2 separate regions of the Homo sapiens genome follow, and region 2 is linked to region 1. Evidence: read pairs that join two places in POLR2A ChIA-PET (ENCODE). Cell type or tissue: GM12878. All regions are shown on one strand.

Region 1 (4,000 bases):
TACAGTTTAATAATAATTTGAGTTATTGAAGGCTCCTTTTCAAGAAACATAATCATTTATAATTTTATTTTTATCATATTATCATGTTATAACATTAATTTTGATTATATTTTTAAGATAGCCTGACTTTTATAAGACTATAGTGAAAATTTCTTTCCTACTTTTTCAAATCACTTTTTTTCAAAGTAAACCTTCCATTAACGCCGTAAGGAAATTGAACTATATTCTTCTAACAATGAATTTTAATCATGTTTTTTTTTAGTGCATCTAAAGTGTATTGAGTTTTTCTAAGATATGGACCAGTAATAAAATGGAATTAATAATGCAGACATTGAATAACTAGACAATTGTTAGTATTATTAAGCCTTGTCTTTCTGTTTCTTTCATGTCACTAGGTTGCTACAATAATTCCAGCTGTGTATACCTCCTGGGATCATAATAGAAATGAACCTCTGTAAGTAGCATATGATTTCTAGGTTGTACTGTTAAGAAAACAGTATTACCACTAAAAGCTTAGCACCTAATTTATGAACATACTTAGTTGGATATATAATATTATTAAATGATATGCCAATGGTAGATTTTTTTTTCTGGAAAAATTAATACCCATTAACACTCCTATAAAACAGCACTTTCTATGTGTCAGGCAGAGTCCTAAACGCTTAATATATTAACTCACTAAGTCGTCACACAAACTTAGAAGGTTGGTCCTATTACTATTCTCATTCTATAATGAGGAAACTGATGCAAGAAGAGATTAAGCAAATTCCTAAGATCACACAGCACTGGGATTTGAACCCAGACAGTCTGTTTCCTGAATCCATGCATACAACCACTGTACAATGCAACCTCTGTGCCATAAAAGCTCACTTTTGGGCCGGGCACGGTGGCTCATGCCTGTAATCCCAGCACTTTGGGAGGCCGAGGCGGGCGGATCACGAGGTCAGGAGATTGAGACCATCCTGGCTAACATGGTGAAACCCCGTCTCCACTAAAAATACAAAAAATTAGCCGGGCGTGGTGGCGGGCGCCTGTAGTCTCAGCTACTCGGGAGGCTGAGGCAGGAGAATGGCGTGAACCCGGGAGGCAGAGCTTGCAGTGAGCCAAGATGGCGCCACTGCACTCCAGCCTGGGCGAAAGAGCGAGACTCCGTCTCAAAAAAAAAAAAAAAAAACCAGAAAAAAAAACTCACTTTTCATATTTTGCTCTTTATGAACCATACAGATGATTTTACTGTGAGACGAGCTCATAGTTTTACAAAGACGTGAAGTTGCTGTTGTCAAATAATGATGACTTTTCTCTCGGTAGCAAAGTCAGGGAGTGGTGTCAAAGTCAGTGCCCAGGGGCCCCCTTACGATAACTGAAGACCTAGACCAAGCCCAGACCCAGGGCTCATGCTCTCTAGGACCACAGCCTCTGTGATCTTAGACAAGCCACAGCATCCTTTTGGTGACACAGTTGGCTTTTCTTTGAATTGTATCCATTTAATTGTACTTGACATGTTTTCCTCAATAAAAACCCATTAGATTTTGAATAGAATCATAATCTTTTGAGGTGTGTAGACTCTCTAAGACCCACTCTATAATAGATATAGTTTACTATATTCATGTTCAATAAATACAAATAAATTACAAATTTTATTTCAACTGTATAATGACAGGAAATGTAAGTGTCTGAGCACACATAAGTGAAATGTACATGCAACATGCCAATTAAGTTAGGGCAGATGCTAAAGGGATTTAAAAAAATCTGTTCTGGATTTTTCCCTATCCTATTTTATTTGCAAGTTGGTGTTATTAAGTTTGTACAACCAAAAGAAAAACTGATCTTGAACATTAAGGATATGTAATTAAGGAATTCTTTTAGGGAATTATCTGTGAATGTTTTAGTGAAAAATATTTATTTACCCCTAGGACCTGAAGTAATTTGTTCCCTATAGCCACAATAAAATAATCAAGCAATGCTGAAGTATAAGGTGGGGCAAAAAACAAAACAAAACAACTGCATAATGAATAAAAATCTATCTTTAAAACAAATTATAATGAAAATCTCTTTGATACCCATTCTCCCTTTCAAGCTGTTTATGTTTTTCTTTCCCCTTAAAGTCTTGGTTGACTACAAGAGCAGAATGTATTTAGAACAGAAAATACAGAAAAGTATAACAATATAAGTAAAATCGCCAGGAATTCTACCTAGAGGTAACCATTCTTAACATCCCCATGACAAGATTTTAAATTAAAGCCACTTAGAATCCCAGATTAACAATGCTGTTTACTCATCACTCCTGACATCAGAAAAATTCCTGTTCTGCTTCTCTACATTAGTTTCAGAAAGGCCACATTATTATTATTTTTTCATTATTTTTTCATTCCATAAACAGTAGCTCTCCTCTTTCAACAAAACCTTCATTTTGGAACAAAGATTTTCCTCTGTTCTCTGCCAGGAAGCATCTTACTGAAGAAGGCCCCTACGTTGACTGTCCAGCTGACTGTCTCTACCCGACTGCTGTCCCACACAATATGGGCCAGGCGATGGTATTGCCTTTGCAAACTAAATGAAGTTCCTCAAAGTGAAGCTGGTGGCGACTTCAGAGTTAACTTTTCAAATGGCCGGGCTTATATAGAATAACCTTTGTAAAAGTAAACTATGATCATATAATAAGATACATGTGCATTTGGAACGCCACTGCTTTTGGAACCTGTCTCAGTTTTTATCATCATACAAGGTTAATTGTCTAATGTCAATTAGATTTTATCACAGTGCATTTGGGTCCTAATCTGGAACAATAAAAGTCTATTAAACAGCAAACTTTGTAGATGTATTTCCTAAAGATGTATTTCCTTTTTACCTGAGGTTAATTTTTTTTTTCTGCTTGCTCTGTCACCCAGGCTGGAGTGCAGTGGCATGATCTCGGCTCATTGCAACCTCCGCCTCCCAGGTTCAAGCACTTCTCCTGCCTCAGCCTCCCAAGTAGCTGAGATTACAGGTGCGTGCCACCATGCCTAGCTAATTTTTGTATTTTCAGTAGAGATGGGGTCTCAAACTCCTGACCCCTAAGGTTAAATATTAAACATTATTACTACTCCATATATTTATCAGTCCATGATTCAAGAATATTTGCTTAGATTATATTTAATCATAAGATTCTTAATACTTGTGTTAATAACATATCAGCATCCTCTTCAAATAAGCTAAACATGAGGATGTAAAAAATAAAGTACAGTGTTTCATATGTTTTGAGTAGTTTGATACAAACTAGTTATTGTTTACTTCCTTTAGTTATCAGTAGTTGCAAAGGCAATTTAATGCATGAACTTACCTTGGAAAAACTCATTCTCCAGCAGTGAAGCATCCCACGGTGGAGGCATGCCACTCTCCTCCCTCATGACTGCTGGCTTTGGGACAAATGTACTGTCAACTAGATGATTTTCCAGAGGTGAATTGTATATTTTTGCCTGCTAATTTTAAAGCAGAGAACACAATATTATTTCTGAGCCTTCACCAGTCAAAATACTCACACGCTCCCACCAAACTGTCCCAAGCTTAAAAGTATTAGTCTAAGGACTGCAAATCCATTTTTCTAATATTTATTTCTCAATTTATAATGTGTTGTTTTTGCCATTTGTAACTGACCTGCAACTTCTCTATACCTACATTAATTATTTCAGTGATAAGCCTTCAGGCAAGGTACTGAGCCTCTCTCTGCCAAGTTTCCTACGAACTTACACAGCACTGTCAGAGGCGTTTGAATCAGGGCAACTCCATCTCGAATAGGGGCTGGGTAAAATAAGGCTGAGACCTACTGGGCTGCATTCCCAGCCGGTTAAGGCATTCTAAGTCACAGGATGAGACTGGAGGTCGGCACGAGGTACAGGTCATAAAGATCTTGCTGATAAAACACGTTGCACTAACGAAGCCGGCTAAAACCCACCAATACCAAGATGGCAACAAGACTGACCTCTCTGGTCGTCCTAACTGCTACACTCCTGCCAGCACCATG
Region 2 (4,000 bases), 560 kb before region 1:
GGGTTTTCCACTTAATGGATCAGAGAAGCACATTATACTGATAATGTTTCCTCCAAAATTAAAAACGGTTCACGCCTGTAATCCTAGCACTTTGGGAGGCCGAGGCAGGCGGATCACCTGAGGTTGGGAGGTCGAGACCAGCCTGACCAACATGGAGAAATCCCATCTCTACTAAAAATACAAAATTAGCCACGTGTGGTGGTGCATGCCTGTAATCCCTGCTACTCAGGAGGCTGAGGCAGGAGAAGTGCTTGAACCTGGGAGGTGGAGGTTGTGGTGAGCCGAGATCACACCATTGCACTCCAGCCTAGGCAACAAGAGTGAAACTCCATCTCAGAAACAATTATAAAAATTTTAAAAAATGAAAAAGTTTCACCAAGTATTATGCATTTTTTTTTTTAGTAGGGGGTATAAAATATGGTAACTTTTCTTCTTTGGAGAGGTTTCATCAACATACCCCTGATTAAAGGACTCCCTTCCCCCAAGAAACTTCACAGAGATTGCTGGCTACTGTATTTTCATTGGATATATCTTTAGGATGTATGTATTTCTGAATATATAATTTATCCACCCCCTCCAACACTGATAATGCTCATAGCAACTCAATGACCTCAGTGTGAGAACATAAGACCACACTAGTAATAGATATAATGTTGGGCACCTTTCTTTTTTTGCACTGCTAGTATCTCTTTCCCTCAAACTTCCTCACTCTCTCTGATATTTCTCCTATTTTCACAACAGCTATGTAAGTGGCTTAGACCAAATCAACCATTCATTCATTCACTAAGGTGCACTGAATGCCCACTATGTGCTAGGTACTTGAAAACCATTGATATTCAACAGTGAGCAGTATTGACATGGCACCTGCATGACTCTGATAATCAGCAAGCCAGTAGCATGGATCCAGAAAGAGGAAAGGAGGGAAAAGGACGCTATACAAGAGTACTGACCTTGAACACACAATGATCCTGCCCACAGCCTAAGAAACATACTCTAGCCAAACAGAGCAGCCATTTGTCCTTCTATGGAGTGATTAGTAAGAGGGTTAAAATGTGCCTCCAGTTCTCTTTTATGGGGAGAGGAAGGTTGAATGGAACTTCCATTTCTTCCTATAGTAGAAGCATAAATGTGAGGAAAAAAGGAAGAGTTTCTCCTGTTATTAGCAGTATTCCTCAGCAGTGTTGAGTGCCCACTTGGGATTGGTTATAATTAATTCATAGTGACACCAGCCTGCCTGGTTGAGTGATTTTCCCCGGAAACATACAGCTGCATGCTGGACTGATCCAGAGATAGAAGTTTCCCAGATGAATATGACAGAGGGAAAGAGGCTTGGAAATTGAGATATTTCCAAGAGAACAATTATAATGATGTCTCATTGAACTCAAGATATGGAAGAAGGCAAAGGTAGGAGAGTATTAATGGATAGAAAGTGATAGAGTTGGTCAGTGGATTACAAATCTTGATGAAATTAAAGAATCACCACAGTAAAAAAGAATAGACAGGCTGGCAGACTGTGAGGTTTTGATATTTTTAGTGGACTGTGTAAATTTCCAGTTTTGGAGGTAATTAATATTTCTGATGAAAAGGAAATGGATAAGAAAGGAAGAATAGAGAGAAAGGTTTATTAGAGATGAGGGAGTCAAGGAATTTGAGAAGTGACACCAGGCAGCTCATCCAAATGGATGTTGAAATCAGTAAGCAGAATGACAGGAATTGAAACAGAAAGAAAAACAAAGTGCTAAAATCTTTAGTACATGGAGAATGACCAAGCAGTTGGAAGATGACAGCAGTTGGCAGAGCCAGATGGCATAAGCCTCAAAGGAGCAGGAGATTTTTTTTACAACAGGGGTTGGGAAAGAATAATTATCAGGAAGTTGCACTGGGGAAACAGAAGCCATCTCCTCCTGATCCTAGAGAATGGGCAACGTGAGTGTGCTGCAGGGGAAGCAGTGTTCTCAGGGACCAGCAGTTTTCAATTAAGGCAAGGAAAGGAGACTGCTCCTCTGGCAATGGGATAAGATTTGCTGATAGTGTAGCTTTCAAAGTATGAAAGAACCAGCAGCTTTCTTTTATAATTAAAACCAGATCTTCCACTTGAGAGGGACAAGCGACTGCTAGGAGCTTATAACCCCGAACCCTCTCCTCCAGAATTCACCTTCCCTATCATCACATCACCCTCACACTGTATTTAGGGGTTTTGTATCTGCTTTATCATTCTTGCCAGAGAATAGTCTCACCTCTTCATTCCCTCATAACACACCAGACCAGATTAGAATCCATGCCATTTATTTCTCTCTTCCTTCCTTGCTTCTGTTCTTTTCTTCCCTCCATTCCCTGACCCCACAATTTTTTTCCTTCCCTTAAATCATCCATTAATTCAGGGAGACTTTTTTTTTTCTTTCTTTTTTTTGAGACAGAGTCTCTGTCGCCCAGGCTGGAGTGCAATGGTGTGATCTCAGCTCACTGCAACTTCTGCCTCCTGGGTTCAAGCAATTCTCCTGCCTCAGCCTCCCAAGTAGCTTGGACTACAGGCATGCACCACCATGCCTGGCTATTTTATGTATTTTTGGTAGAGACGGGGTTTCACCATGTTGGCCAGGTTGGTCTCGAATTCCTGACCTCAGGTGATCTGCCCACCTTGGCCTCCCAAATTGCTGGGATTACAGGTGAGAGCCACTGCACCCCACCCATTCAGGGAGACTTTCAAAGCCTAGAGGGAAATAGACATAAAGTGCCATACTACAAGAGATTGTTGCTTAAAAATAATTGTTACTCCTCATCAACTCTTCAGTTCCTTACAGGGAGGCCTCCCTACCTAGTGCTTTTAGAGTCTGTTCCCTACCTTCTCATAATTCCTTCAAGAACTTCTAGAGACCTAAGTGTCTCAACTTATGGGAGGAAGGTCAAGAGAAAGATAGCTGCTCCCTCAACACCTCTGTAAGACCTGCCTTTCAGTTCAAGTTTTCCATCTGAAGCTCTGCTTCTTCCCCCAGATGATTGATAGCAACAGTGCCCAATTGTTTTAGGAAAAACACTACCTGCAGGACAACTATATCTGAATCTGAAGCCCCACAGACCCACACACAGAAGCTAGAAATCAGGTTATTACATAGAAGTGACAGATGTTATATTGAGTCCTTTTATTCCCAACTAATTATTAATAAGGGTTTTTTTATAATGTGTATTACATATACTTTGCTATAATTTTATTCTGTAGGATGATTTGCCAACTGTAATCTAAATGTGTTTTCAAAATTAAATACAATCAGTTAATAGGGTTGCTTATTTTAAAAAGAAAATAAAAAATAAGTTTTTTGAAAAGATAGTATTTCCTGGCCGGGCGCGGTGGCTCATGCCTGTTATCCTAGTGCTCTGGGAGGCCAAGGTGGGTGGATCACCTGAGGTCAGGAGCTCGAGACCAGCCTGGCCAACATGGTAAAAACTCATCTCTACTAAAAATTAAAAAATTAGCTGGGCATGGTGGTGGGCGCCTGTAATCCCAGCTAGTCAGGAGGTTGAGGCAGGAGAATTGCTTGAACCTAGGAGGCAGAGGTTGCAGTGAGCCAAGATTGTGCCATTGCATTCCAGCCTGGGCAACAGAACAAAAACTCCGTCTCAAAAAAAAAAAGAAAAGAAAAGAAAACATAGTATTTCCTACAGTGAAAAACATGCCTCTGTGTAATACATAAGCATTTCAGCATTGAGTTTTCAGCCACAAAAGGCATTTTTAAAATATTCTAGTAATGGTAAATTAAATGGATAGGAGGGATAAAAGTGATGCAGGCTTGATGCTGAGTAAATTCAAGCTTTCAGTCTAAGAACATAGCCTTAATTAGATTTCTCTTAAGACACTGCACATCTGCCTAAATTCACACATATAAAGATGAGTGACAAAACAATAACAAATTAGTTATCCCTCAAAGTTAAAATATAGCAACTGCATTATTCATAGCCTGCCAAAGATGGTGGGAGATTTTTCTTATTGTCAATTTCTTTTCTT

Evidence for each region. Peaks named below come from ENCODE experiments on the same cell type or tissue, not always from the same donor. Only the 100,000 strongest peaks of a DNase experiment are listed, where the experiment ranks them.
Region 2: POLR2A ChIA-PET joins it to region 1 with 8 read pairs; 2 of 35 experiments call an interaction of 5 or more read pairs at or near these places.

What each region holds. Positions count from the first base shown.
Region 1 is chr11:108,514,916-108,518,915 of GRCh38, forward strand. EXPH5 (exophilin 5) reads right to left here. Exons shown (of 6, transcript NM_015065.3): 5 at 3,320-3,458. It overlaps LOC112267909 (a long non-coding RNA gene), which reads left to right. Exons shown (of 3, transcript XR_007062880.1): 2 at 396-454; 3 at 2,444-2,808. Among named protein-coding and RNA genes, the nearest start is that of POGLUT3, 19 kb to the left of the region's middle. In GM12878, no CTCF peak of the experiment used is centred here; no DNase peak of the experiment used is centred here.
Region 2 is chr11:107,955,504-107,959,503 of GRCh38, forward strand. All of the region lies in intron 1 of RAB39A (RAB39A, member RAS oncogene family), which reads left to right. Among named protein-coding and RNA genes, the nearest start is that of RAB39A, 29 kb to the left of the region's middle. RefSeq lists an enhancer at 1,717-1,876. In GM12878, no CTCF peak of the experiment used is centred here; a DNase peak (open chromatin) is centred at 1,668; H3K27ac peaks cover 471 bases.